Linked DNA regions of Homo sapiens: regions 2 and 3 are each linked to region 1. Evidence: read pairs that join two places in POLR2A ChIA-PET (ENCODE). Cell type or tissue: B cell. All regions are shown on one strand. Each heading gives the region's core, and the rest is flanking DNA. Links, peaks and the distances in the headings are about the cores only. Region 1 has its middle 130 kb from the start of PGBD5. Region 2 overlaps GALNT2 (polypeptide N-acetylgalactosaminyltransferase 2). Region 3 has its middle 110 kb from the start of URB2.

Region 1 (10,321 bases), core at 1,276-9,275:
AGGGTTGTCAAAGATCAGATAGTTGTAGATATGCGGCATTATTTCTGAGGGCTCTGTTCTGCTCCATTGATCTATATCTCTGTTTTGGTACCAGTACCATGCTGTTTTTGTTACTGTAGCCTTGTAGTATAGTTTGAAGTCAGGTAGTGTGATGTCTCCAGCTTTGTTCTTTTGGCTTAGGGTTGACTTGGCGATGCGGCCAACTTTTTTGGTTCCATATGAACTTTAAAGTAGTTTTTTTCCAATTCTGTGAAGAAAGTCATTGGCAGCTTGATGGGGATGGCATTGAATCTATAAATTACCTTGGGCAGTATGGCTATTTTCACGATATTGATTCTTCCTACCCATGAGCATGGAATGTTCTTCCATTTGTTTGTATCCTCTTTTATTTCATTGAGCAGTGGTTTGTAGTTCTCCTTCTGAAACTATTCCAATCAATAGAAAAAGAGGGAATCCTCCCTAACTCATTTTATGAGGCCAGCATAATCCTGATACCAAAGCCGGGCAGAGACACAACCAAAAAAAGAGAATTTTAGACCAATATCCTTGATGAACATTGATGCAAAAATCCTCAATAAAATACTGGCAAACAGAATCCAGCAGCACATCAAAAAGCTTACCCACCATGATCAAGTGGGCTTCATCCCTGGGATGCAAGGCTGGTTCAATATACGCAAATCAATAAATGTAATCCAGCATATAAACAGAACCAAAGACAAAAACCACACGATTATCTCAACAGATGCAGAAAAGGCCTTTGACAAAATTCAACAACCCTTCATGCTAAAAACTCTCAATAAATTAGGTATTGATGGGACGTATCTCAAAATAATAAGAGCTATTTATGACAAACCCACACCCAATATCATACTGAATGGGCAAAAACTGGAAGCATTCCCTTTGAAAACTGGCACAAGACAGGGATGCCCTCTCTCACCACTCCTATTCAACATAGTGTTGGAAGTTCTGGCCAGGGCAATTAGGCAGGAGAAGGAAATAAAGGGTATTCAATTAGGAAAAGAGGAAGTCAAATTGTCCCTGTTTGCAGACGACATGATTGTATATCTAGAAAACCCCATTGTCTCAGCCCAAAATCTCCTTAAGCTGATAAGCAACTTCAGCAAAGTCTCAGGATACAAAATCAATGTACACAAATCACAAGCATTCTTATACACCAATAACAGACAAACAGAGAGCCAAATCATGAGTGAACTCCCATTCACAATTGCTTCAAAGAGAATAAAATACCTAGGAATCCAACTTACAAGGGATGTGAAGCGTTCTTTATCTTTTATGGAAAGAAATGACCGACTGCCAAGAGTGGCTGGAAGGGCCTGGGTGCTTGCTGGGTGCCAACAACCCATATAAGACAACAATAACCCATAAGAGACAATAACCAACAATAACCCATAAGAGACAACCAATACAGAAATGTTCACAATTTTGGAGGCCAGGCTTCTGAGGCTGCACTCCCTACAGAGACTCAGGGAGAATCTGTTCTTCACCTTTTCTCACTCCCAGGGGCTGCCGGCGTTTCCTGGTGTTCCTTAGCTTGCAGACGTATCTCTCCAATCTATGCCGCCATCTTCACATTCCCTTCTCTTCTCTGTGTGTAAAATCTCCCTCTGTCTTTCTCTTTTTGAGGCAGGGTCTTGCTCTGTTGCCCAGGCTGGAGGGCAATGGTTCAAACGTGGCTCATTGCAGCCTCAACCTCCTGGTCTCAAGTGATCCTCCTGCCTCAGCCTCCTGAGTAGTAGGTACTACAGGAATGTGCCACCACACCTGGCTCATTTTTTAATTTTTAATTTTTTTGTAGAGAAGGAACCTCACTGTGTTGGATAGGCTGGTCTCGAACTCCTGGGCTCAAGTGATCTTCCTTCCTCAGCCTTCCAGAGTGCTGGGAGTGACAGGTGGGAGCCACAGTGCCCAGCCTGTCTCTCTTTTATAGGGACACTTATGGTTGGATTGAGAGCCCATTTGAATAATCCAGGATCATCTCTCCATGTCAAGATACTTAATAATAATTGCAAAGAATATTTTTCCTTATAAGATAACATTTAAGGCTCTAGAAATTAGGACCTGTGATCTGAGAAACCAAAATAGACACCCCTTTATCAACTAAGACAGACCCTGAGGTTAAAGAAACAAAAGGTACCTAGGAGTTGAGGGTTCGGGGCCCAGCTGGCATGGAAAATTTCTAAATTCTTATGGCTGCAAGGAAAACCACTGTCTTGCAAAACTCCCTAACAATAGAAGCTATCAGGCAAATGATCAGATCCTGCCTCACTCGGCTTTATACCCCAGACCACAACAACTCTGTTGGACAGAGGACCAGCCTTACAAATGTTCTTTTCTGATAAACACCTGCAGACTTGAAGCCAGTTTCAGCAGCTTATAGAGGCTGCGCACAAACTTTGTGTCATATAGTTCACCTTCTGACTTGAGCCAAATGCCACCTCATTTTAATGCTAAAACCTTGCCCCAAAATGAGCATGGGATGTATGTTATATATATGGTTACCCATTGCACATGTGCTCAACTCCCCTCATAAACATGCATAGCGTCTCCCCCAAACCTGCTGAATATGTATTGTTTTTTGGGGTAATGCAGACCTCGTTAGGCATAAAACCCAGCCTCTCCGTTCCCCTCTGAAGAGCGCACCTTCAGTCCACACTGGAGATGATCTCTTCCCAGTTTGCAAGCTGATGCTACCAATATAGCTCTCCTTCCTACTAGTGAGCCATTCTGATGGCCTTTTGGATAACAGACCTTAATATCTTTGGTCAGGCCATTATTCAGCCTACCAGAGTCCTCCCTTGGGTCTCCAAAGATTCATGTCTGTTCCACATGCAAAATATATTTACCCCATTTCAATGTTCCCAAAAGTCTCAATCCACTACAATCAACTCATGTCCAAAATCTCATCTAAATCTCATTAACTCAGAAATTCCAAATCACAGCATCTGATTAAGATATGGGTTAGACTCTGGATCTGATTCATCCTGGAAAAAAATTCCTTCCTATCTCTGGACCTGTGAAACTAGAAAATCAATTTATTCCAAAAGCAATGTGGTATAACAGGTGTGGTATAACAGCGAAACAATGATAGACTCTCCCATTCCAAAAGGGAACAGTGAAAGGAAGAAAGGAGTCATGAGTCTCACGCAATGAAGGACTCCAGCAGGGCAGGAGTTCCATTAGGGCACGTTCCATTAGGGCTCGGGGCTGGTGATAACCGTCTATGGCTTGGGCTCCACCCAATGGGCTCATGGCTCTATATGAGAGATTGGGACCTAACATCTTTGCGTGGCAATTATTCAGTCTACTATAAATATAGGTTGGTGCAAAAGTTATTAAACATAATGGCAAAAACCCCAATAACTTTTGCACCAACCTAATACTATCCAAGTGTCAGTTGATATTATTGTATCAACTGTATCAAAGTGTATCTATTTGTTTGCTTATTTTTGTAGAGATGAGGTCTTGTGTTGCCCAAGCTGGTCTTGAACTCCTGGCCTCAAGTGATCCTCTTGCCTTGGCCTCCTGAGTCGCTGGGAGGACAGGCATGAGCCACCGCGCCCAGCCTCAGAATGTATTTTTTTTACTAAAAGTATAACACTTTCAGCACAGTTGTATCTTAGCAATCCCCAAGACAAGTCTGACTGATGGGCATTGCTCAGGCCATCTGGCCCTTATGGAACTAAACTTTCTGGCCCCTTCTTTCTTTCTGGCCTGCAGGTCAGCTCCGGCTGATGCCTGGTGTGGGTGGGATTATGAACAGAGGCAGAACTGATTTGAACTGGACCCACCATCTCTGGGCAGCCCTCCACAAGCCATTTCATTCCTTGAGCACATTGTACCCTTTCCAGTCTCTCTCTAGGGCCCCTCTCCCCGAATGCTTGGGAGCAGGATAAGGGATTGAAGGCTCCTGTCCTGAAGCTGTTTACCTGTTTGCTCACAGCACCTGCCAGGCCACCGAGTCTGAGCAATTCTATGGTCATCCTGCCCTCTCCAAAGAGCAGGCTTTCCCATGGGGAGACACTACAGATTCTCACATGAATGACGTCCCTGTCTGCTGCCTCTTGCGTGCTCCTTGCCATAAAGTCTTTCCACAAACGATGGTTGGAAAGACCTAGACTTTGAAGAGGCCAGCATAGTCCCTGCAGAAGGAGGAGAGAGGCAGGTTGACACAGGCCTCCTGGTATGAAAGTTCCTGGGATCTGTCTCCTTCCACAATGACAGCACCACAGCAAATCCAGCATCCTCAGGCCGAGAGGGTGATGGGGCTGGCGTCCATTCTCGGGCTTAGCTTCTCCTTTCTCTCCAGCTGCGTTCAGCTGCTCACTGATGCCCATCTGCTGGTTCCCCCTGTTCACTGACTCCTCTGCCTCAAATCCCACGTCCTGGGTGCTCAGAGCCTCCCAGGCTGAATGCCAGTGTGTCCCAGCCTGGATGCCAGCGTGCACGTGGTTTAATCCTGAGGGCAGTGAACATCTGTGTGTTTTCCTAACAGGAGGATGCCTTCATACAAAGCTCTCAGGGAAAAGCATTGACAAGCTTATTGGAGGGGGCTCTTCATCTCCAGGATGGCAGTGTGACCCACCCGAAGAGTCCAGCCAGGCATCGGGAGCACAGGTGCCTTCCACTAGAGCATGCTGCCTGATCCACACACGGACACGGGTGCATCTGGCTCTCTGGGTCTCTGCCTTCTCTTGCTGCCTGTGAGGCCATCATCTGATTCTCAGGGCAGTGCAGGGTTAGTTAGTAGTGGATGAGTCAAGTTAATGAAGCTTAATAATCAGGTTAATGAACTGTGGCTCTCCCCTCTGGGAGACACATATTGTAGCAGCAGCCGCCACAGGACAAGTGATTTTAATAACACCACAGGTGGCGTGCTAGCAGGACAGGTGTGGACACGCTGAGAGAGGCTTTTCAAAATCTCTCCATTTCATTGCCCAGGCAACAGCTCTTGGAAAGGCCGCTGACATGCAGGCTGTGTCCATGAGCTTTCCCATCCGCTCCTTGCTCTAAGGGTGTCTCCCATGGACACGTCAGAGAGGCCCTCCCTAGAATAATGCACCCCTGAGACGGCCTCACGATTTGGATTTGCTGCCTCTGGGACTAACTTGGCTAAAATTAAAACAAAAACAAAAACAAACAAAGAAAAAATGTGTTTGGGGAGAAAACATCTGAATTTTTAGAGCAAGAGAAGGAGAGAGAGGAAGGGAAAGAGAGAGGCAGGTTGAGAGAGAGAGGGAGGGAGGGAGAAAGAGAGAGAGGGAGAGGGAAAGAGAGAGGGAGCAGGAAAGAGAGGTTGAGAGAGAGAGAGGAGGGAAAGAGAGAGGCAGGTTGAGAGAGAGAGAGGAGGGAAAGAGAGAGGCAGGTTGAGAGAGAGAGGGAGGGAGAAGGAAAGAGAGAGAGGTGGAGAGGGCAAGAGCCTGCGAGAGGCAATTAATGACAGTCAGTCAGGTATGTGAGACCCAAGCTGCCAGCCTGAGCTTCTCTTCTCCCAGAACGGCCATTATGAAAAGGGGCTTTTGACAGACAAGAGCGCCCATCACTCTGGCAGCTGTGCCCCGGCCCCCTCTCCGACCTCGCCTCGCCGGGATGCGGTGTCCTTCTCAGGAGCCCTGCTATCCCTGGCAGCAGGAAGAGGACATGGTGGACATTTCCTGATTCTATTCACCTGACGTGGCTAGAGCCCCAAGAACCTATTTCCTCCCTTTCCTCACCTGCTTGGAGCATCCAAGGGCACAGGAATAGGGGACCTGAGGTCACGCTGTCATTCGAATCCAAGGGAGAGTGTGAGGAGCCGGGCGGCAGAGCAGCACCCCAGGGTGAGGGGCAGAGAACAGCCACCGTAGAGGAGGACCTGCCACTCCCCGCTTCACCACTTGCCCCCTCACCGGTCCCCCATTCACGGCTCCCCGCCTCACCGCTCCCCACCTCACCGCTCCCTCCTTCACCGCTCCCCACCTCACCGCTCCCCCCACACCGCTTCCCTCCCTCACCGCTCCCCCCTCCCCCTCACCGTCACTGCTCCCCACTTCACCACTCCCCACTTCACCGCTCCCCCCAGGGAGCTGGCCCTATACCCAGCCGCTTCCTTAAAGAGTTAGCACAAACAAAGCAATTAAGTGTCTGAAATTCTTCAAAAGGAAGAACTTGTACTAAGATGATTTCTTCCTTTTTTTACACACAGGGTCTCACTCTTTCACTTAGGCTGGAGTGCAGTGGCACAGTCACAGCTCACTGCAGCCTCCAACTCCTAGGCTCAAGCGATCCTCCCACCTCAGCCACCCAAGTAGCTGGGACCACAGGTGCACACCACCACACCTGGCTAATTTTTTAATTTTTTGTAGCAACAGGGTCTCACTATGTTGTCAAGGCTGGTCTCCAACTCCTGGGCTCAAGTCATCTTCCCGCCTCAGCCTCCCAAAGTGCTGGGATTATAGATGTGAGCTACTGCCCCAGGCCTAAAATGATTCCTTAAACACACTTCTTAGTTCTATTTCCTGGCCTTTCAGGTGAGGTGGAAAAGGGTGGCCCAGACTATCATTTTATTCATCACCCAAATCTTTCATCCAGGAGAAGAAGAACAGAGAGGTTAGAGGGCTGTGTTTAGGTGGGTTACATGCAGACCTGTTTCTAAAGTGCAGAGAGGGAGCTGGCAGCCTCAGCCCCAAGCTCAGCATCCATGAGGGATTCTACTTTCTGGGTAACTGTGCAGATCAAGGCCTGATTCTTCACCTCCATGAGCTCTCACTGTCTGCATTTGAATACTCTCTGCAACCCTTATTCATTTTGTTACCTACTTTGATTTTTAGAATGTCTGTCACTCAAAGTCCTCTGAACTAAAAAATTCCAAATTGAAACTACGAGGTGCAGATCCATGGTATTAAACCCCTTCAAGCAGCAGAAGGGGGAATGGTTTTCTGACGAAGCAGGTCATGGTAGAGGGGGAGTGAGAGAATCTCACCACCCCAAGGCTCTAACTTTGTGAATTTCTTTTCTTTTTTCTTTTCTTTTTTTTCTTTTTTTTTTTTTTTGAGACAGAGTCTTGCTCTGTTGCTCAGGCTAGAGTGCAGTGGCGCGATCTCGGCTCACTGCAAGCTCCGCCTCCCAGGTTCACGCCATTCTCCTGCCTCAGCCTCCTGAGTAGCTGGGACTACAGGCACCTGCTACCATGCCCGGCTAATTTTTTTGTATTTTTAATAGAGATGGGGTTTCACCGTGTTAGCCAGGATGGTCTCGATCTCCTGACTTCGTGATCCACCCGCCTCGGCCTCCCAAAGTGCTGGGATTACAGGCGTGAGCCACCGCGCCCGGCCAACTTTGTGAATTTCATTTCCCCATTTAACTGAGGAGGAAGCTGAGCACAGAGAACGGAGATGGTGAGACTGAGGTCATGTAACAGGGTCCACATCCGAGCCATGAAGCATCCAAGGGCACAGGAATAGCGGACCTGAGGCCATGAACCAAGCAGTCCGGCCCCAGAACCACAACCTGAGCCCTACCCACTACCGCTTCTCCAGGCCGCCATGCAACTCAGTAATAACCCTTTGGTATGAAGTGTGGGCAATCCCTATTGTCTAAACTAGCCACGGCCTGAACTAAGTGCCTTGTGCCTCCTCAAAGTGTGGTTCCCAGGCCAGCAGCATCAGCATCACCTAGGAGTCATTAGAACTATAAACTTCCACCAGGCACAGTGGCTCATGCCTGTAATCCCAACACTTTGGGAGGCCAAGGTGGGTGATTACTTGAGACTAGGAGTTTGAGACCACCCTGGGCAACATAGTGAAACCCAGTGTCTACAATAAATACAAAAAATTAGCCAGGCATGGTGTTGTGTGCCTGTAGTCCCAAGCTACCCGGGAGGCTGAGGTGGGTAGATTGCTCAAGCCTGGGAGTTCAAGGCTGGAGTGAGCTATGATTGACACCACTGCATTCCAGTGTGGGTGACTCTGTCTCTAAAAAAAAATGAAGATGAGGGCAGGCATGGTGGCTCATGCCTGTAATCCCAGCACTTTGGGAGGCCGAGGCGGATGGATCACCTGTGGTCAGGAGTTCGAGACCAGCCTGGCTAACATGGTGAAACCCCATCTCTACTAAAATACAAAAATTAGCTGGGCATGGTGGTGGGTGCCTATAATCCCAGCTACTCTGGAGGCTGAGGCATGAGAATCACTTGAACCTAGGCGGCAGAGGTTGCAGTGAGCCGAGATCACACCACTGCACTCCAGCCTGGACAAGAGGGAAACTCCATCTCAAAAAGAAAGAAAGAAAGAAAAAAAAATGAAGAAGGAGAAGAAGAAGGAGTAGAAAAGAAAGAGAAGAAATATGAATTCTCAAATCCCACCCCAGTCCTGCCGAATCAGGAACTTGGGGACTGGGCCCCGGGACTCGGTTTTAACAAGCTCTCCTGGAGACTCTGCTGTGCACTGAGGTTGGGGAAGCGCTGGTTTGGTTTCCAACCCAGCTGTACTTTCTGAGCCTCTGGGGAGCTTTGCAAACACAGCTGACCTTAGCTCCAGGGACTGCAGGATTGCATTGTTGTTGTTTCACTCCCAAGGTAATTGGAATATGCAGCAAGGTTTGAGAAGCACAAGTGTCATACAAAGAACAGGGCTTTGAAGTTTGAGAGCTGGGTTCAAATTCCTGTTCTGACATGACTCACATATGCCTTAAGCTTTCTAAGTCCTACTTGGTCCGTCTGTTGAAAGGTGGAAGTGAGCCCTGAATGAGAAGCTGGCATCATTTCTGGAGCATGGCAGGTGCCCAGTGAACATTAGCTCTCATCTTCTAAGCTCCCAGCACAAGCATGGCCCCCCAGCTGATGCCAGAACACATGTTGGGAGTGTCGGAAGGAGGACCCAGGTGAGGGGAGCATGTCATGGGATGGGACCTTAGAAGCCCTGTCCAGTGCTGAAAGCTGACCATATGGACACACAAGTGTGTACCCTGTGCCGTGAGGTTTGGAGCTGGCAGGAGGTGCAGCTGAGCCATGCATGTGGCGTGTGGGAATTGCGAGGGCTCTGGGCTTGTATGAGTCAGCTTGGAGCTGCCAGAACAAAACAGTGCAGGCTCGGGGGGGCTTGCACAACGCACAGCCCCGGATGCCGGAAGTCCAGGATCAAGGTGTCTGCAGGGTTGGTTGCTCCTGAAGCCTCTCCATGGCGTGGGACGGCTGTCTTCTCCCTGCGTCCACACGTGGCCGCCCCTTTGTGTGGGTCTGTGTCATCATCTCTTATAAGCACAGCAGTCAGACTGGATCAGGGCCATCCTCATGACCTGCCCACCTCCCTAAGACCCCACCTCCTAATATCATTGCCTTGGGGGTTAGGATTTCAATCTATGAATTTTGGGGTGGAGGCACACAGACATTGACATCTCCTGAATTGGCCTCTGGTTGGCCCCTTGTGTGATGAAATGGGTGCCGCAGTGAAGCTCATGAGCAGGGCTGGTCCTGGTTGGTGTGCAGTTACCTGCGGGCCAAATTCTACATCTTCAGCTCTACAATCGTGGGTTTCTCTCAAACATATGAAGTGCAGACAGCCTCAAAATCCCCAGTGCAGGGGGCTGGGGGAGTGGGAGGGAAACAGTGGCTACCCATGCCACCCCTTAGCTCGGCCCTCTGCCCCGGAGCCAGAAGTTTCCGGAGAGTTCTCTGTCCCCTCGCTGTCCCATCAGCCTCAGCTTCTCAGGTCCGTCCCAGACATCCCCACCTGAACCAGTGGCCACACACCCTGTCCTCCCCTGCTCCAGCCCCGTGTTCCTCACATGAGGAGGATGCTCCTCACCTGCTGGCATCGGACCAACTTCCTTGTTGCCAAAAATCCAGGTACCTCTTCCCAGAGCTCACTGTGCTCTGGCTCGGGCCGTGGGGCAGCCTCGTTTGTCCCGCACCTTCCTTCCTTTCCTTCCAGCTGCCTCTGCCCAGCCAGCAGTGTCTTGCTCGGTCCTTTCCAGCCTGTGTGTGGATCTGTGTTTCCAGGCCCCTGTCCTCCCTCTCTCTGCCGTCCCCCTCTCTGGTGGTCTCTGACGTCACTTCTAGGCTGTAAAAATGCAGGGCTGACACCTCCACCCTTATTTCCCGGGTCCCCGTGCCATCCCACATTCCCTGAAGACTTGGCAGATGTGGAAATCCCATTGGCTCCCCTGCTCCAGTCCCTTTCCTTCTGGACGGCCCACAGACCTGCCGGGAAAGCTGGGGAGGCTCATGGGCCGGGGCTGCAGCTCTGGGCTGGCCTAGATCAGAGCGCAAATTAAAAAAAATTTTTTTTGAGACAGGGTCTTGCTCCAGGCTGGAGTACAGTGGTGC
Region 2 (10,321 bases), core at 1,544-9,543, 180 kb after region 1:
ACAGATGTGGCTGCTATGTGTGACTAACCGCCCTGGTCAAAAAATAGGCTTGCACACTTTGGAAGACAGTTTGGCAGGATCTTACAAAACTAAACATACACTTTCTATACAGTCCAGTGAGCGCACTCGTTGGAATTTATCCAAAGGAGTTGAAAACTTATGTCCACACAAAAACCTGCATACAAATGTTCCTAACACCTTTATTCATAATTGCTACAATGTGAAACAACCAAGATGTCCTTTGTCATGATGGACACATCTAGGCAAATGGATTAACTGTGGTATATCCAGACAACGGAACAGTATTCAGTGCTAAAAAGAAATGAGCTCTCCAGTCATGAAAAGACATGGAAGAACCTTAAATACATAGGACTAAGTGAAAGAAGCCAATTTGAAAAGGCTACATACTGAATGATTCCAACATTCTGGGATAGGCAAAGTGATGGAGACAGTAAAAAGATCAGTGGTTATCGGGGTTGGGAGGGATGAACAGGGAGCACACAGACAATTCCAAGGGCAGCGAAGCTATTCCATATGACACTGCCCAGAACAGAGTGAGGCGGATGCTTTCATCAGACACGTATATCTTGCTTCACTGCACTTCACACTGATATGCTTCAGATACTGTGTTTTTTACAAACTGAAGGTCTGTGGCAACCCTACATCGAGCAAGTCTATCACTGCCATTTTTTCTAACAGCGTGTGCTCACTTCATGTCTATATGTCACATTTTGGCCATTCTCACAATATTTCAAACTTTGTCACTATTATATCTTATGGTGATCTGTGATCAGTGGTCTTTGATGATACTAATCATTTTGGAGCACCATGAACCATACAAAATGGCAAACTTAATGGATAAACATGGTGTGTGTTCTGACTCCCCCACTCACTGGCTGTTCTGCCATCTCCCTCCCTCTCCTCAAGCCTCCCTATTCCCTGCGATACCACGATACTGAAATTAGGCCAATTGGTAACCTTACAATGGCCTCTGAGTGTTCAAGTGAAAGGAGGAGCGGCACATCTCTCACCTTAAATCAAAAGCTGATAATGATTAAGCTTAGTGAGGAAGGCCAGTTAGCTGAGTGTGAATGCAAAGGAAAAGTTCTTGAAGGAAATTAAAAGTGCTACTCCAGTGAACACATGAACGATAAGAAAGCCAAACAGCCTTATTGCTGATACGGAGAAGGTGTGAGCAGTCTGGATAGAAGATCAAATGAGCTGCAGCATTCCCTTAAGCCAAAGCCTAATCCAGAGCAAGGCCCTTACTCTCCTCAATTCTATGAAAGCTAACCGTGTGTGAGGAAGCTGCAGAAGAGGAGCTGAAAGCTAGGAGAGGTTGACTCATGAGGTTTAAGGGAAGAAGCCACCTCCATACCATAAACGTGCAAGGTGAAGCAGCAAGTGCTGATGGAGAAGCTGCAGCAAGTTACCCAGAAGATCTAACTGAGATCCCTGATGAAGGTGGCTACCCTACAGCAGCCTTCTATTGGAAGAAGATGCCATCTAGGACTATCATTGCTAGGGAGGAGATGCCAATGCTTGGCTTCAAAGCCTCAAAGGACAGTCTGATTCTCCTGTAAGAGGCTAATACAGCTGGTGACTTTACATTGATGCCAATGCTCATTTACCATTCCGAAACTCCTAGCACCCTTAAGAATGATGTTAAATCTACTCTGCCTGTGCTCTATAAATGGAACAACAGAACATGGATGACAGCACATCTGTTTACAGCACGGTTTACTGAAGATTTTAAGTCCGTGTTGAGACTGCTCGGAAAAAAAATATATACTCCTGTCAAAAGACTACTACTGATCACTGATGACACACCTGGTCACCCAAGAGCTCTGATGGAGATGCACAAGGAGGTGAATACTGTTTCCATGCCTGGTAACACAACAGCCATTCTGCAGCCCATGGATCAAGCAGTAATTTCAACCTTTAAGTCTTGTTTAAGAAATACATTTTGTGGCCAGGCACAGTGGCTCACGCCTGTAATCTCAGCACTTTGGGAGGCCGAGGCAGGTAGATCACGAGATCAGGAGATCGAGACCATCCTGCCCAACATGGTGAAACCCCGTCTCTACTAAAAATACAAAAATTAGTTGGGCGTGGTGGTGTGTGCCTGCAATCCCAGCTACTCAGGAGGCTGAGGCGGGAGAATTCCTTGAACCTGGGATGCAGAGGTTGCAGTGAGCCGAGATCGTGCCACTGCACTCCAGCCTGGTGACATAGCGAGACTCTGTCTCAAAAAAAAAAAGAAAGATGTTTTGTAAAACTATAACTGCCATAGATAGTGACTCCTCTTATAGATCTGGGCAAAGTCAAGTGAAATCCTTCTGGAAAGAATTCACCCTTACAGTTGCCATTAAGAACATTCGTGATTCACAGAAAAGATCAAAATATCAACACTAACCAGAGCGTGGAAGAAGCTGATTCCAACCTTCATGGATGACTTTGAGGGGTTCAAGACTAGAGTGGAGAAGGAACTGCAGTTGTGGTGGAAACACCAAGAGAACTAGAAGTGGAGACGACAGATGTGACTGAATTGCTGCAAACTCATGATAGAACCTGGAAAAAGACATGGAAGAGCAAAGAAAGTGGTTTCCTGAGATGGAATCTATTCCTAGGGAACATGCTGTGAGCATGTCAAAATTACAACAAAGGATTCAGAATAAACTTAATTGACAAAGACGTGGCAGGGTTTGAGGGAACTGACTCCTATTCTGAAAGAAGTCCTACTGTGGGCAAAATGCTAAACAGCAACGCATGCTACAAAGAAATCTTTTGTGAAAGGAAGAGTCCATCAATGTGGCAAATTTCATTGTTGTCTTCTTTTAAGAAACTGTCGCAGCCACCACCTCAACCTTCAACCACCACCACCGTCATCAGTCAGCAGCCATCAACATCTGGGCAAAAAGACTATGACTCGACTTGCTAAAAACTCAGATGATCCTTAGCATTTTTCAGTAATAAAATATTTTAAAATTAAGATCCGTACATTGTTTAGGCATAAGGCTACTGCCCTATTCACAGACGGCAATACAGTGTAAACATAACTTTGTATGCACTAGGAAACCAAAAACTGTGTGTGACTTGCTTTACTGCCGTATTTGCTTTATGTGATGGCCTGAAATCAAACCCACAATTTTCTCAGACGTGTGTCTGTACATTTGTCCAAACCCATAGAATGTACAAAAGCAAGAGTGAACCCTCCTGTAATCCCAGCACTCTGGGAGGCCGAGGCAGGTGGATCACAAGGTCAGGAGTTCAAGACCGGCATGGCCAAGATAGTAAAACCCTGTCTCTACTAAAAATACAAAAATTAGCTGGGTGTGGTGGCAGGAGCTTGTAATCCCACCTACTTAGGAGGCTGAGGCAGGAGAATCGCTTGAACCCGGGTGGCAGAGGTTGCAATGAGCCGAGATCATGCCACTGCACTCCAGCCTGGGTGACAGAGTGAGACTCCATCTTAAAAAAAAAAAAAAAAAGAGTGAACCCTAATGTAAGCTGTGGACTTGGGAGACTTAAGGATGTGTCAGTGTAGGTTTGTGGACTATAACTCTTGCGAAGGGAAACTAATAGGGGAAGCTGGATGTTGGGGTAGCAGGTATACAGGCACTCTCTGTACCTTCTGCTCAATTTTGCTGTGAACCCAAAACTGCTCTAAAAAATAAAGCCTATTGAAAACAGATTTGCACGTTCTACATGGTACATAACCATCCATCTTTACTGCCATTAATGCCACACCACGTATTTAGCACCAAGATCCAAGAGCTCAATTCAGCGTTCTGGACCAGACTAAAAGGTGAGCTGAGTGCGTTTACTGGGTCAGCTGCATCATTTCCAGCCCGCAGGCCAGTTCGCCGGGTGGCATCCAGGACTTACGAGGTCAAGGGAATGTCTACCTGCTCCACCGCCAACGCTGTTTCCCCTGTTCATGTCCCAGCAGTGCCGGGTTCAGCCCAAGCCCCTCCTCTCGCTGAGAATCCCTCCTACCTCACTACAACTTAGAAATATCTTTCCAACATACAGACGTAATCGTGTGGGAAACGTCTGCCCATTTACAAACCTCAAGTGCCTCACTGAATTTCGCCAGTGAAATTCCCAAGTGACAAAGGATGAGATTTGTTCTCTTCTTCCAGGGCTCAGTCTTCACCAGGGAAAATTGACTTAGGAAGATTCCTTCACAAGGAATGGCCGGAAGCTACTGGGGGACAGCAGAGAAAGGAACGACTAAACCTCCCCCTAGAATGAGGCGCGGAAACACCAGGAAGACGAACTGAAAACCTGACCCTGAATGTGGCCAGAGGAATCACTGTGGCCCGTTTCCAAGAATCTCAGATTACCAGAGACACAGCTAAGTGGGCAGAAACCCCCTGTCCTAACAGAAGCCAGCTCCGAACTGAAAGGAAACACACGTCAAAAACGGCTTTCCTTAAAATGAGACTCTGACAGCCAAGGCTGGGAACGCAAGGGTTTTCATTCTATCACGTCAAGCACTTCACGGAGATGAAGTCCTTCATTCACTGCCTCACCCCGTGAGTCAGATGCTCAGCACATGCTGACGTTATTCTGAAAAAAAAAACAAAAAACAAATCCAATGACTTGCCCTGAGCCACAGCCATTGAGTCACAGGCAGAACTGGGAAGAGGCCTCGCTTCCCACATTTGGCAAGGCCAGTGACCCCTTCCCCGAAAAGACCTTCACAGAGATCATGACCTCTTTTATCTGATCAGGTGCAAACAAGCTGCCAACACTCCCTGGGCTTCTGAAGGCAAGGAGAAGAGCATCTGAAATCCCGCACGCTGTCTGTGCTGGGGAAAGTCCCAACAGGCAACATCAGCCCCAAGATACTCTGAGCTCCTCAAGAGCCACTCAGCAGCGATCCATCCCGTCCACTTCTTGAGCACTTTGCATGGGACACTGGGTTCCACTGTCATTGCTCAGCCGTTGTCCCACATGGCTGTTTAGCTGTGCTATGCAGGCTTCTTGCCCCAGCAGGTGGGGTCAGGTCTTCTTCTTATCCACCTCTACCACAGCTGTTCCTCAATAACAGCTCCCAGCTGACAGCAGCTCCGCCCTGCAGCTCCAGGTATAAACTGGAGTTTGCCCGCCATGTAAGTGCTGCGCAAACTGGATTCCTGAGTCAAGGAGAGAAGAACAGAGAAAGAAACTGGTACAAGGAAGACTGAGCCCTGGAAGAAGAGAACAAAACTCACCCTTTTTCAGCAGCTCCTCACTCTCCAAGCCTGACCTTCACAGCACCACACAGAGCAAGTCAGGCAGCTCTGGCATCAACAGAGCTGTTCAGAGCACAGATCCGATGTGCCCAGCGCTGGGGCTCTATCCCTCCCTCCAGATGCTGTGCAGCCACACAAATAACATGGGGGTAAGACACTTCCTCAGGCCAGAAACACCTGAAGAAAGCCCCAAGCATGCTGGCAAACACACATGCAAGAGGGCACACAGAAGGTGCTGAGACCTTCACCTCTGCCACAGTTACGAGGTCACTGGTCCACGCTCAACAGGCAGCAGAGCCCAGAACAAAATCCAGGACAGAATGAGGCTGTCCCAGGCAGTTCCTAAGGGCATGGAGACACTCTATTTTACTGGAAAAGATGCTTGCTTGGTATAAGATTTTGTCCTGGCTCACAGCCCAAGAGTGGACCAGCGGAGCCAGGCCTGGTCCCCCCCACCCCCCTGCCACACACACTGTGCCACCTACCCCCTGGGCCAATCCACAGCAGACAAGCTGCAGAGCAGGAATCTCCGCAGCACAACTGCGCTTCCTCCACTCAGCCACCCTCTCCCTCCTCCTCCCTTCGCCATCCTCATCCCCACAAACAAGAGAAAAGGCCTCTGTTTAAGTCACTTGGAAAAGAACGAATCACAGCTCAGCAAGGGAAGAGTGGCTTGAAGTGGCCCTCACAGCAGACTGCCTGTGTGGCCAGATCCCTCCTCCACTGCCCTCACCCCAATCCTGCCCATTCAGACCAGCTGTGTGCATCTCTGTCAGAAACAGGCATAAATGCTTTCTGATCTCTGCGACTCCATGAAAACAGGAACAAGCTACATGCTCCACGCACACACTCTAAATGCAGGCCCCCCCCCTCCCCCGGCGCCTCTGGAGGCAGGCTCCCTTTAAGAACTACCCACCCCATGTGCAGGCTGCACTCCCTCTCAGGGTGCGCCTGGAGTGAACACTCAGACTAAGCTAAGCTAATCTGTTTTCTCAAGGAGGTGCAGGCTCAGCCTATGCTAGGAGATTAGACCCACAGGTAGACACATGAGTCCTGGGCAGAGAAAATCCCACTGCAGAGAGAGGAGAAAGCAGCCACCTGGCCTGGAGGAGCAGAGCTGAGATCCAGCTGTGGCCACCATGGACTGGGCTGGACCCAGGTCCCAGTTCTCATGCCTTCTGAGGCCAGCCAGCCTTCTTCCTCTCAGTAATGAGACACCTCCCCACCATGTCCCCACAATAAATTCCCTTTTCTGCTTAAGCCAGCCTGCACAGTAGGCTGCTTTTGCTTGCAATCAAGAGGATCTTTAACAAGGGGATATGTTTAAAAAAAAAAAAAAGAATAACAAAAAGAGGCTACTGGTATGTGAATCCTGGGGGCCACTTCTTAGGTAAGACAGGAAAAAACCATCTTGCAGCCAGATTTCAGGTCCAAAGCTCTAGATTTTGTATTCTGGCTATCTCTCCCTTTCATCAGTGACACAGTCTTCCATTTTTGATCTTGCAAAAATTTCCCGAGTGAACCAGTGTTCATTTTAAGAAGCTTTGGTTTCAGGCAATCTGACAATTAATTTAACGCAACAAGCTAATCAAAGTGAGAGGTGTAACAGCAAACTTACTTCTGTTCAAGTATCGGCTCTGGGATTTAAAAGAGTGAAAATCAGAAGTTAAAACTTGGAAACAATCCCTGATGATTTCAGCCAGCAAGAGAAAGACTACTTGGGTACATGCCCTGAAGGAGGGATGCTTTCTCAGACCATGCTTTTGAACACTTTCAGAGTCTCATTGAGCAGAGCCTTCTGGGGAGGGTTCACCTTGAAATGTAGGTAAATACACATGTGTGTTTGTACATGTATGCAAACACACTTGTGTTGTACTGCATATGTTCCATGCACACATGTGTATGCAAATGTGCATGGGCAGTGTGTGAACATGTATGTGCCTGCAAACACATATCGTAGGCTTGCATGTAAGTACACATTGCAGTGTGCACGTGTGCACAAATTAGTATGCACACGTGTAGGTACATGCATGCATGGTACGCACATGTACATGCAGGCATACTATGCACTGCATGTGTGCATGTGTGCTGTGTACATGTGTGCATGCACAGATACGCATGTGCCATATGCCCATGCCACATGCCCATATGTACATAAATGCAGACACATGCAGTGTGTACATATGTATGTACACACACACAAATATGCATGCACAGTATATATACGTACACACGCATGCAGACACACGCACACACATTCCTGCAAGTCAGGTATGAACAACAATTCTAATTACTTTATCAGCTTCTGCCTGGCAATGGTGGCTTGTACTTAAAGAGAAGAGCATACATTTTCCCCAGAACTCCCATGGTCTGTCAGTAACCCACCCAGAGGAAACTATATACTCCACGCCTCCCCAGTTTTCCACGGTCAGGCTGATGTCCAAACTCCTCTCAACTCATGCTCAATGTATTTGCATTCCCAGTCTCTTTTTACCAGAAAAGACCCTAGAAAAATCTATTGAAGACAAAAAAAAAAAAAACAGAAAAGCACAGCTGAGAGAGACCCTCAAGGCTTAGGCATAGAAAAAGTCTGAGGACCTAATAAAGAATATAACAGCGCACTCCAGCAGCAGTGAGTAGTTCTGCATTATCACTGTATGCAGCACACCATTCTAAGTGTTCTGGTTACATTAACTCACTTAATCCCCACACAAAGCTTTGATTATCCCCATTTAGTGTAAGTGGGGAAACTTAGTGCAAAGGTCAGACACCTCCAACATGACAGCACTAGGACCCAACCCCAAGCGGCCATGCTTGAGCCACCCCACGCCCTGTCCTCATGTGACAGTAGTGGGGCTCCCAGGCCGTCAGAGCTCACAACAGCTCCAGTGACTCAAATAAGAACAGCCCTGAACATTCTCTATTCAACCTCAGAGCAAGCACAGAGCAGAGACAGAGATCCTTTTGGTCCCCCTAAAATGTCCCTGACACACAGGAAAAACACAGGTGAGGAGGGGAGGGAATGAGTCACAAAAATTAAAAACCACCATAGTATATTTAAATGAGCTATTAGCCATACTGAGAGAATGAGCAGGAGCACTAAGTTTAAGGAAGGACACTTTCACCCCACAGCTGCTCCTAGGATGGCTCAGCCTCTGCACAGAGAACGGCTGCATCAGCCTGTGGGAGGCACACCTGCTCTGCCAGGACGCCGTGGCTCCCAGTGCTACCCCAGACGGGTGTACACCAGGTCTGTTTCACATCTCTGATCTGCGTGACAGGAAACAGAAACAGAACTTGAGAGACCTACGCGTCCCAGAAGAGGTCAAATGTTAGCAAATGCATAAAATGAGCTTGTTTGTCTTTCTGACTTGAGGCTCACTGACTGCCTCCCTAACAGTGTTCCTTCTTTTTTTTTTTTTTGGAGACGAAGTTTCGCTCTTGTTGCCCAGGCTGGAGGGCAATGGCGTGATCTCTCAACTCACTGCGACCTCCGCCTCCCAGGTTCAAGTGATTCTTCTGCCTCAGCCTCCAGAGTAGCTGGGATTACAGGCACCTGCCACCACGCCCAGCTAATTTTTGTATATTTAGTAGAGATGGGGTTTCACCATGTTGACCAGGCTGTTCTTGAACTTCTGACCTCAGGTGATCCACCTGCCTCGGCCTCCCGAAGTGCTGGGATTACATGCGTGAGCCACTGCGCCCAGCCAACAGTGTTCCTTCTTAAGTCTACTCCTACCCTGCAGCCATACATCTGGTGGTGGACAATGGTGCCTCTCCAGTCTTTCCAGGTCATTAGCCAGTCCCAGACAGACCTCTGTCCCCCAAGAACCTGTTCGTGTGACAGGGCTGCCTTTGTGGCACTAGTCCTGACGTCCCACATGAGTGGCCTACTCCTGTTAACCACCACACCATGTCCCTGCTACACCCCGAGGGAGCCTGCAGGGCCCCCAACCACCACTGCTGCAGCCGCCACCCCACCCCGCACCTCCCTGCACCCGCTCACCTGCAAAGGCAAGGACCACACTGGGCAGCTGCATCCCATCTACGGGGGTCCGCAGCCGCAGCTCCCAGGGAGACCCCCATCAGAGGGCAGAGCCTTCCAACGCCCAGGGGAGGCTACTGGTGGAGCGGGAATTCAACTCAGTGAGTTGCTGCCAGCAAAGTGTTTAATGAGATAGAGAAGAGTAGGATAGTCCATCTAGAAAACGTTTGCACTGTTCGCGAAACTTTGTTTCTAACATATATATCCTGCTCTACATCTCATCCTGTTATTCAGATGGTCTCCAACTTACCATGGCTCGACTTAACAATTCTGACTTCACGATGGTGCGAAAGCAATATGCCTTCAGTAGAAACTGTACTTCAAATCTGGAATTCTGCTCTTATCCTGGGCTAGCGATATGCGGTCGGATAGTCTCTGACAATGCCGGGCAATGTCAGTGATTCACAGCTCTCAGTCAGCCACACGGTCACGAAGTTAAACAACTGATACCCTACAGTGTGCGGTGCTGTCAGCATTGTTTGGATATGACTTGCCCAATTGCAGGCTAACGTTTAAGTGCTCTGAGCACAATGAAGGCAGGTGAGGCTAAGCTATGATGCTTGATAGCTTAGGTATATCAAATGCATTTTCGACTTCAGATGTTTCCAACTTACAGTGTCTTTACTGGGACATGATCCCATCATAAGCTGAGGAACATCTGTGCATAAATCTCATCCTTATATATCCCATCAGGGATGGATGCTCCTCGACTTACAATGCGCCACATCTTGGTAAAGCCACTGTAAGTTGAAAATACCATTATATCAGAAGTGCATTATGGACTTAGGATATTTTCAACTTATGATGGGTTTATCGGGACATAGCTTCATTGTTAATTGAGGAACGTACTGAACGTGTATCACTTTCACACCATCGTAAAGTTGAAAAAGTGTAAGCGAAACCATCCCCAGTCAGGGACTAAGTGTATCATCTTCAAAACATGAGGAAAACTTCCTAGGAGAACTTTATTATGAGCTTGCTTGTATGCCCAATTAGAAGTGCTCTTTCAGGACTGTGCTCTTTCAGGACTGTG
Region 3 (10,321 bases), core at 1,199-9,198, 560 kb after region 1:
ATTTCTAAGGGAAGGCCAGAGACTCCACTTCCACCTAATTTCACCTCTCCTCCCAATAAGAAGTGCTGATATGGAGCAAGGGCCAGCAACAGAATAAATTGCTGAGGGTGGACAGACTTTCTCAGGAGAAACCAAAGGGTAAATATTTTGCTTCTTCAGAAAAGGGCACTCTTTTGGGAATACCATTTTTTTGGTAATCCTGGATGCCTTTTCTGCTTTAGGTATCTTCTTTCTCTTCCCATTAATGGAACATAGGTCATAAAGTAGGCCCAGAATGTCTTCCTGCCAGGAAAGAAGTATCTCCTCACTTTCTTTTTCTCTGTTGATCTTCTGCCTGGTTGTTCTATCCATTATTGAAAGTAGGATATTGAAGTCTCCAACTATTATTGTCAAATTGTCTATTTCTCCTTTCATTTTGATCAATTTTTCTTCATGTATTTCAAGGCCCTCTTATTAGGTGCATACATGTCTATAATTGCCATAACTTCCTTATGGATTGATCCTCTTATCATTATGAAATGTCCTTCTTTGCCTTTAGTAACAATTTTTGACCTAGTCTATTTTCTCTGATATTAGTATGGCTGTTCCACCTCTCTTTTGGGTATTATCTGTATGTTATGTCTTTTTTCATCTTTTTATTTCAATCTATTATTTGTGTCATTGACTCTAAAATGTATCTCTTATAGACAGCTTATAGTAGGATCACTTTTAAAATTTTTATTTATTAAGACAGGATCTCACTCTGTCACTCAAGCTGGATCCAGTGCAGTGGCATAATTATGGTTCACTGCAGCTTTGACCTCCTAAGCTAAGGCACCATGCTCAGCTAATTTTTTGTAGAGATGGGGTCTCACTATGTTGCTCAGGTTGGTCTCAAACTCCTGGGCTCAAGCAATCATCCCATCTTGGCCTACCAAAGTACTGGGATTACAGGCATGAGCCACCATGCCTGGTCACTTTTGGTTTTTTAATCCATGCTGGCAATCTCTGTCTTTTGATTGGAATATTTCATCCATTTACATTTAATGTAGTTACAGGTTGAGCATCCCAAATACAAAAATCCAAGTCTGAAATGCTCCAAAATCCAAAACATTTTGGCTGCTAACATGATGCTCTTCAATGAAAATGCCTATTGGAGCATTTCAGCTTCCAGATTTTCAGATTTGGGATGCTTGACCAGTAAGTATAATGCAAATATTCCAAAATCTGAAAAAATCCCAAATCCAAAACATTTCTGGTCCCAAGCATTTTAGATAAGAAATACTCAACTTGTGCCAATAAGGCAGAACCTACATCCACAATTTTGCTATTTGTTTTTGCTATATTTTATGTCTTTTTTGTTCTTCTATTTCTCCATTACTACCTTATTTTGAGTTAGATATTTTCTAACATACCTTTCTAATTCCCTTGTCGTGTCTTTAACCATATTTTAAGTCACTTTCTTAGTGGTTTTCCTGGGAATTACAATTAACTTTTTAACTCAAAACAATAGAATTCAGATTAAAAACAGATTAATTTTAATACAAATTTAAAATTAGCTTAATCCAAAAGAACAAAGCTGGTGGCATCCTGCTACCTGACCTCAAACTATACTACAAGGCTACAGTAACCAAAACAGCATGGTACTGGTACCAAAACAAAGATATAGACCAATGGAACAGAACAGAGCCCTCAGAAATAATGCCACATATCTACAACTATCTGATCTTTGACAAACCTGACAAAAACAAGAAATGGGGAAAGGATTCCCTATTTAATAAATGGTGCTGGGAAAACTGGCTAGCCATATGTAGAAAGCTGAAACTGGATCCCTACCTTACACCTTATACTAAAATTAATTCAAGATGGATTAAAGATTTAAATGTTAGACCTAAAACCATAAAAACCCTAGAAGAAAACCTAGGCAATACCATTCAGGACATAGGCATGGGCAAGGACTTCTTTCTAAAACACCAAAGCAATGGCAACAAAAGCCAAAATTGACAAATGGGATCTAATTAAACTAAAGAGCTTCTGCACATCAAAAGAAACTACCATCAGAGTGAACAGGCAACCTACAGAATGGGAGAAAATTTTTGCAAGCTACTCTTCTGACAAAGGGCTGATATCCATAATCTACAATGAACTCAAACAAATTTACAAGAAAAAAACAAACAACCCCATCAAAAAGTGGGTGAAGGATATGAACAGACACTTCTCAAAATAAGACATTTATGGAGCCAAAAGACACATGAAAAAATGCTCATCATCACTGGCCATCAGAGAAATGCAAATCAAAACCACAATGAGATACCATCTCACACCAGTTAGAATGGCGATCATTAAAAAGTCAGGAAATAACAGGTGCTGGAGAGGATGTGGAGAAATAGGAACACTTTTACACTGTTGGTGGGACTGTAAACTAGTTCAACCATTGTGGAAGTCAGTGTGGTGATTCCTCAGGGATCTAGAACTAGAAATACCATTTGACCCAGCCATCCCATTACTGGGTATATACCCAAAGGATTATAAATCATGCTGCTATAAAGACACATGCACATGTATGTTTCTTGTGGCACTATTCACAATAGCAAAGACTTGGAACCAACCCAAATGTCCAACAATGATAGACTGGATTAAGAAAATGTGGCACATATACACCATGGAATACTATGCAGCCATAACAGATGATGAGTTCATGTCCTTTGTAGGGACATGGATGAAGCTGGAAACCATCATTCTCAGCAAACTATCGTAAGGACAAAAAACCAAACACCACGTGTTCTCACTCATAGGTGGGAATTGAACATTGAGATCACATGGACACAGGAAGGGGAACATCACACTCTGGGGCCTGTTGTGGGGTGGGGGGAGGGGGGAGGGATAGCATTAGGAGATATACCTAATGTTAAATGACGAGTTAATGGGTGCAGCACACCAACATGGCACATATATATATATATGTAACAAACCTGCACATTGTGCACATGTACCCTAAAACTTAAAGTATAATAAAACAAAATAAAACAAAACAAAACAAAACAAAAGCTGGCCTTTAGTAAATGGCAAAATCAGTGTTGTTTATTCAGAAATGTTAATACAAATAAAGTGAATAAGTATTTGGGAAAAAAATAAATAAAATTAGTTTAATTATATAAGAATTTTGCTCCAATATAGCTTTGTGCCCCATCCTTTGTACTATTATTGTAATACAAATTACACCTTTATAGATTATAAGCCCATTAACACAGTTTTATAATTATTATTTTATGCTGTTGTCTTTTAAATCAGATAGGAGAAAAGACTTACAAATAAAATGTATTCAAATCGTCATATTTACCTATGTAGTTACTATTATTTCTTTATCTCTTCATGTGTATTCAAGTTATTGTCAAGTGTCTTTTCATTTCAGCCTGAAGGACTCCCTTTAGTGTTTCTTAAATGTCTTACTTAAATGTCTTAATTTCTCCTTTGTTTTTTGAAGGATAGTTTTCTTGGAGATAGAATTCTTGGTAACTAGTTTGGTGGGAGATAGTCTTTTTCTTTAGGCACTTTGAATATGTCATACTACCACCTTCTGGCCTCATGTTTTCTAATAAGAATTCATCTGTTAATCTTACTGGGGATGGCTTGTATGGAATGAATTGCTTCTCTTTTGCTTCTTTCAAAATTCTCTCTTTGTCTTGTCTTTCAACAGTTTGACAATGATGTGTCTAGATATGACTCTCTTAAGTTTTTCTACTTGGAGTTCATTGAACTTCTCAGATGTACAGATCAATTAATTTTTTTCATCAAATTTGAGATGGCTTTGGCCATTATTTCTTCAAATATTCTTTTTCCTCTTTCTCTCATTATGTATATGTTAGTATGTTTGACAGTATCTCATAGGTACTTACTCATTTTTTTTCATCCTTGATTCTTTATGTTCCTTAGACAGGATTATTTCAATTGGTCTGTCTTCAAGTTTGCTAGTTTTTCTTCCAATTACGATCTTCTGTTGAGCCCCTTTAGTGAGTTTTTCATTTCAACCTTTTTATTTATTTATTTATTTATTTATTTATTTATTTTTGAGACAGAGTCTCCCTCTGTCACCCAGGCTGGAGTGCAGTGGCGCAATCTTGGCTCACTGCAACCTCCACCTCCTGGGTTCAAGTGATTCTCTGCCTCAACCTCCTGAGTAGCAGGGATTATAGGTACGCACCACTGCACCTGGCTAATTTTTATATTTTTTAGTAGAAACCGGGTTTTGTCATGTTGGCCAGTCTGGTCTTGAACTCCTGACCTCAGGTGATCCACCCACCTCAGCCTCCCAAAGTGCTAGGATTACAGGCATGAGCCACCATGCCTGGCCTCAACCTTTTTACCTTTCAACTCAAGAATTTCTATTTGCTTCTTTTAAAAAATAATTCTAAGTTTTCATAGATATTCTGTATCTGGCAAAACATCATTCTCATTATTTCCTTTAATTTTTAGACATAATTTTCTTTAGTTCTTTGAATATATTTATTCATAATAGCTCATTTAAGATCCTTTTCCTAGTAAATCAAATATTTGGACTTCCCCAGGGATAGTTTATATTGACTGCTTATTTTTCTTATGTATGGCTATACTTTCCTGTCTCTTTGCATGTCTTGTAATTTTTTATTGAAAACTAGGCATTTAAAATAATATAATATGGCAACTCTTTTTGGCAGAATCTGTGGAAATCAGATTCCCTCAACTCCCTATAGTTTGTTGTTTTATCTTTGCTGTTGTTGTTCCTGCTCTTTGTTTAGTGATCTGCCTGGACTCAACCTGTAAGATCTGTGTTCTTTGTTATGTGCAGTCATTGAAGTCTCTGCTTGATTAACTTTGTGGTCAGCTAATGACTGGACAGAGATTTGTTTAAATGTCTTGAGCCCATACATCTCCTAATCTTTGTCAAGTGACTGTGTGTGAGTATTGAGGTATGCCATCAATGGTACTGGCAGGCAGTTTACAACCTCCCTTAGTCTTTAATTACTTCTTGGGTAGAGCCTGAAGGCCAGAAAGATGGGAGAAATTAGGGCCTTCTCAGTTCTTTCCTAGGAATGCACATTGTCCTGCACATATGTGTGGACTTGTAGATTCCCAGGATTGTGTTGGAGATTTTCAAATCCCCTTATAGAGATCTCATTCCCAAGTTTTTCCTTTTAAGTTTTTTGATCAATCTCTTATTATCCCCAACTGGAAATGCTACTTCAGGCAGCTGGAATGTTAAACGATTGCTGCTCATAATGTTTGGCAAATGTCTTGGGGATAGGGCTGCTTGCACTGAGTTCTGAATCTGATTAAATAAAGACAAGTCCTGAGAATGGAGCTTCTTAATAAGCTTCCAGACTACTTAAACAGTGGCAATTATCTTGGGACGAGGCTTCTGGGGAGCTTCAAACTCATTCTTCCCCCTCCAGCGGCTGTTGGGCTACTACTGTAGTTGCAGGCTACTTATTTTTAAGATTATTGTGAAGCTGGAGGGAGGGGAATAAAATGAGGACAAGTTAAAATGCCATAACACATATTGTTCTTACTGATGTTCAGCTGTTTTTCTTGAATAAATATTTATTGGATTTCTGAAAGCTTTTGATTTCCAGAGTTCTGAAACACCAATTTTGGTAAATTTTGTCAGTATTCTAGTTACTTTTATGGAGAAGCAGAATTTGGGAGGTCTCTTTCAGAAGTGCTTCCTCTCCTCCCATCATCTTTAGAAAGCCATGTGAAAACAAAAGAAAAAAAACTTAAAGCCAGAAATCTGGTTCTTAATCTAGAGTGGTTGAAGGAGTTTTCACAACTCAGTTCTCTAAGTCAGGAAACAAGACAGGGATTTGGGACTAAAAGGTAGATCTGGTCTGAACTCTTCTCTAAAGAAAGCCTTAGGAATCTATTGAGATAATGGGTAGCATTCTGGGGTTTGGGACCCTGGGCTTACTAATCACAACTAGCAGTTTGGATACCTTTGCCCTACACCAAGGATTTTGTCACTCATGGAACATTCTGTCTTTCAAATTCTTTTTACATGCGAGTAGATCTTAGCTTATTTTCCCAACAACAAATCCACTGATCTGTTCATTCATCTTTCTTCCACCCATTCTGTCTTGTTGTTAACTATGCCATCCTTTTCTGTGTCTTAGCTCCTCAACTCAAGTCTTAACAGTACTTTCTAATCCTAAAGGCTATCATATGGGTCTCAATGTTACAGTGAAGGGAAAGAACGTGAGTATAGCAAGTGCATGGAGAAATACCACATAAGTACATCCCTACAATCAGAGATCAAGGACAGATAATGTCACCATTCAAAGTCAGCTTTTTAACTATTATCAGATAAGTAGTAATCTTGGTAATTGCAACATTTTTATGGTAACTGCAACATTTTTATGGTAACTGCCAACTGTTGCATGGAACCTGGAAAAGGGAGAGTTCAGAAGCAAACAGTTTGCCCAGTTTATCTAGCACTTCCCAAAGTGGAGGGAAAAAGACTCTGAATTCAAAAGTGTTAAGAAATTATAGTTACTTCAACAGTAAAATCTACAGTGGCATTGAGAGAGCTTTCCATGGCCTTCCGTAGACTGGATGAAATTACCCAAAAAAACTGCCTTGGCTTTGATTCTCTGCTCAATCTCTCAATTACTCTTTCAGATACCTTGCTAGGAAGTTTTGCACAGGGCATCAGAATGTTTTTGTCCATATAAATGCCTAGTTCTCTGACTCCCATCTCATCCCCACACTCCCTAGTGTAAATCAGTGGTCTGGGTTCTGCTCCAGTCTCCACGGCCTTGGTTGGTGTGATTTACTCTCTCTAGAGGCTGGTCCTGGACCTGCATCATCCCTAGGATGCCTCAGCTGAACTAGCCTACCAACTTATTTCTTTGCTTTCAGTTATAACATTAGGGAAATCCAAGATCACAACCACAAAGATTAAGAAAAAAATGCACTATGAGAAAGTAGTGCAGCTATTTTGGAAACAGTGCAAATAAAAATGTCAGCAACCTTATTTGCAAATAACCAGGTCAATTCAAAAGGGCTGTTGATGTGGGTAATTACAAGCCTCAACCATCCATCACCTGGATCTGAGATACACATGCACTCCTGCAAGGGGAAGCCTCTCATTTCACCTACAGTGCTGCAGTTTTTCTCATTTAAAAATGCATCCCCTCACCCTGCCAAATGTAAACCACACTCATTTATATTAGTGAGGATTTTCCATGCCTCTGCGTTTCTTACTGGCGTCTCTCAAGACTGATCCTCACATTAGCTAGGCTGTGATATGCTTCCAAGCAAAAGGACCATCTCTGCAAAAACAGATGTCAACCTCCCCAGGCACAGTGTGCCCTCTCCCTGTGATATGCTCTCTAAATTTGCATTTGTGCTGTCAGTCAGGGAATTGCACAGAATGACAATTGATGCCACCAGTAAAGGAAGTTAGGATGGGAGTAAAGGATGGGGAAAAAGGATAGAATCATTAATGAATGGCTCCAGAGTGGGGAATGGGCTCTCAGCTCACATAAGCTTTTGAACTCTAGTAGGGTTAATTGTTTCTATGCCAGCCCCACAATAGCTTTCATCTCAGGAGATGGAAGTGAATTAGCCTTAATTAGCCAACCTGACCTAATCTCATAGTCAGCTACATATAGGACATCACCCAGTTTGTTCTCAGTTCTTCCAGAATGAATTAAAACACACACACACACAGACACACACACAGACACACACACACACACACACACACACACACTGAACTCAGGAAAGTGGATAGTTATCCCCTCATGGAAGGGTGAGGGAGGAAGTGCCGGTGTTGTCACTGTAATGCATCTGAACCGAGCCTTGCTTGAGGCAGGCCTGTATGTGGGTGCTGGTGGGTAGCCCCTTAGGTTTTTTGCTGAGAGACAGCCTCGTGATGGAGGTTGTGTGCAGGAGGTTGCTCTGAAGAACAGCACCTAGAAGGGAGAAAGGGAGGGAACAGAAGGGGAAACTGAGCTGTCATGCAGTTGCAACAAATGCCTCATTCGACCTCACAGTGGCTCTGCAACTGAGATAGCCCACAAAGCTGTCCTAGAATGAGGCCGGGGCTGGGCCTTTGTATCCAGCACAGGCCAGCCATTGAATGAGGCTGTCCCCAAGGAAGGGGCATAACCAGGTACCTCGGCACTTCCTTCAACCAAATTCTCAGAGAGGGATTCAGGTGGGGTCTCTCAGCAGCCTGCTGGCCTTGACCTAAAGGCAGAACTGGAGGGCACTGTGGCTTCTGCCCTATAGCTGCTGGCCCTTTAAGTAGCCTGGAGTGCAGGTGGATAACTACCTCACCACCTTACCACCTGCCAGCGTTCTGACCAGAGCAGAGTTTAGAAAGGGTTCCTATAACCAGCAAAAGGGTCTGGATGCTTGCCTCTTGTGGAAAGAAGTCAAAAGAATAATGGGTTATGACCAAAGGGGTGAGATTTTTCTATTATCCATGCTAAGAAGGAGAAGAGTAGAAAGCAATTTCACTCGTCCATTTGTGGAGGGAACACAGGGGTTGTTAAAGAAGGGGTTTGGAATGTAGAAGAGGGAAGAGGGGTACGAGGAGGTGCCAGGTGGCGTGACTTGCTCCAGTGGCTCATCTTGAGTTACTGTTCCATTTGGTGAAGGGGTGCCCCCGTAGATCCTGCCAGGTTATAAATTAATCACAGTCAATCTTGTAGTCAGTCTTCAGCTGGGAGCGGGTTCTGGCCTTGAAGTAATCTTTTGTTGGAGAGAGAATTCTGGAGGTGTCCGGTCCCCATCAGGATCTGACTCCTGAGGCTTCTAAGGAAATACATGACCAGACAAGAGAGCATGGTGTGTGCTTACAAGCATCTAGGTGGCACACGTCTGTGATTCCAGCTACTTGGGAGGCTGAGACACGAGAATCCCTTGAACCCAGTAGGTGGAGGTTGCAGTGAGCCAAGATTGCACCACTGCACTCCATCCTGGGTGAAGAGCAAGACTCCGTCTCAAAAAACAAACAAACAAACAAAAAACATTATTTGGCCAGTCACAGTGGCTCACGCCTATACTCTCAGCACTTTGGGAGGCCAAGGTGGAAGAATTGCTTGAGGTCAGGAGTTTAAGACCAGCAACATAGTGAGACCCTATCTCTACAAAATAATAATACTTTTTAAAGTACACCGTGTGCACCTGTGGTCCTAGCTGCTCAAGAGGATCACTTGAGCCCAGGAGTTCGAGGCTGCAGTGAGTCATGATAGCACCACTGCACTCCAGCCTGAGAGAATAAAACCATGTATTCAAAAAAAAAAAAGTTATTTTGTAAAGAATTGGGAAGGACTCATTTGCAAATGTGAGTTTTCCTGTGCTGTGGCTTACTTTAAATCCATCTCAAGCTACCAGTAGAGAAGGACCACCCGAGGGGTTTCTAGGCCCACGTTTGGCCTAGAAAGTCCAAGTTAATTGAAAACGAAGCAGTTGAAGTTCATTCCCAATTTGCTGCCCTGCTAGGATCAGAAGGAGGGGTTTTATGATGTTCCAGCTGGTTTTGGATGACACAGATCCCTGCTGTCCTTGTGGGGCAAGGCAGGCTGCCCTGGGTGGACCCCTGTGGTTTAGGGAGGGAAGCAGGAAGCAAAGGAGGAAGAAGAAGTGCCACAGGAGTTTGGGTAAAGTTCCTGCTACAGCACACAGTGAATTATCCACTTACAGTGTCCACGGAGTTAGGCAGCAGCAGAAACTTTGCCGGACAGAGTCTGCGTGTCACCTTCAATCTCCTCATTCGTTTACACAGTTCTATCCAATCGATGCCTCTGTTCCCAACCCCTTTCCCCTCCTCCGTCTGGTCACCTGGGGTTTCATCCTGAGTGCCATCGCCCGGACCCCTCCAAGGGCACTGAGTACACAGTAGCCGCATGATAGACATTGATAGATGGTCTTTTGGTCCCACAGGCTCTCCAGGTTGGCCCCAGAAGAGACCACAGGATCTCATCATCTTCCCTGTTTATATTGTCTGTGGCCAACCTGTATTTGTTCCTCAGATGGAGCTGATGTTTACATAACTTTTCCTCCAAAACACAAAACAACAACCCCCATACTGTGCAAATGACTTACATGCCACAGTCATGATTTATAACCAACCTAAGTTGTGGCCACATCTCAGGAACATGGGAAAGGATGGGTGGGAAGGAAGCAAATGGAAAAGGTTCCTCAGGACCAAGGAATCCTATTTTTCTAATATGATGGGATGCTCCAAATATGGGTAGGCTGCCTGTCCCATATCCAGGACTTGCTGAGGGCAAGAAGAGCAGGGTTTCTGAGGAGTTCATCTCTAGGCCTCAATCCTTCGCCTAGATCAGGCTGTTGC

What was found. Peaks named below come from ENCODE experiments on the same cell type or tissue, not always from the same donor. Only the 100,000 strongest peaks of a DNase experiment are listed, where the experiment ranks them.
Region 2: POLR2A ChIA-PET joins it to region 1 with 14 read pairs; 4 of 35 experiments call an interaction of 5 or more read pairs at or near these places.
Region 3: POLR2A ChIA-PET joins it to region 1 with 10 read pairs; 2 of 35 experiments call an interaction of 5 or more read pairs at or near these places.

Annotation. Positions count from the first base shown.
Region 1 is chr1:230,287,543-230,297,863 of GRCh38, reverse strand. No RefSeq gene overlaps it. Among named protein-coding and RNA genes, the nearest start is that of PGBD5, 130 kb to the left of the region's middle. RefSeq lists enhancers at 2,027-2,528, 9,232-9,731. In B cell, for the core only: no CTCF peak of the experiment used is centred there; DNase peaks (open chromatin) are centred at 4,858, 6,033 and 7,473; H3K4me3 peaks cover 1,208 bases; H3K27ac peaks cover 2,614 bases.
Region 2 is chr1:230,108,177-230,118,497 of GRCh38, reverse strand. The region is part of intron 1 of GALNT2 (polypeptide N-acetylgalactosaminyltransferase 2); the gene reads right to left. Among named protein-coding and RNA genes, the nearest start is that of GALNT2, 46 kb to the right of the region's middle. RefSeq lists enhancers at 4,049-5,248, 6,147-6,813, 7,851-7,930, 7,941-8,000, 8,631-8,690. In B cell, for the core only: no CTCF peak of the experiment used is centred there; DNase peaks (open chromatin) are centred at 6,097 and 8,477; H3K27ac peaks cover 595 bases.
Region 3 is chr1:229,727,241-229,737,561 of GRCh38, reverse strand. No RefSeq gene overlaps it. Among named protein-coding and RNA genes, the nearest start is that of URB2, 110 kb to the right of the region's middle. In B cell, for the core only: no CTCF peak of the experiment used is centred there; no DNase peak of the experiment used is centred there.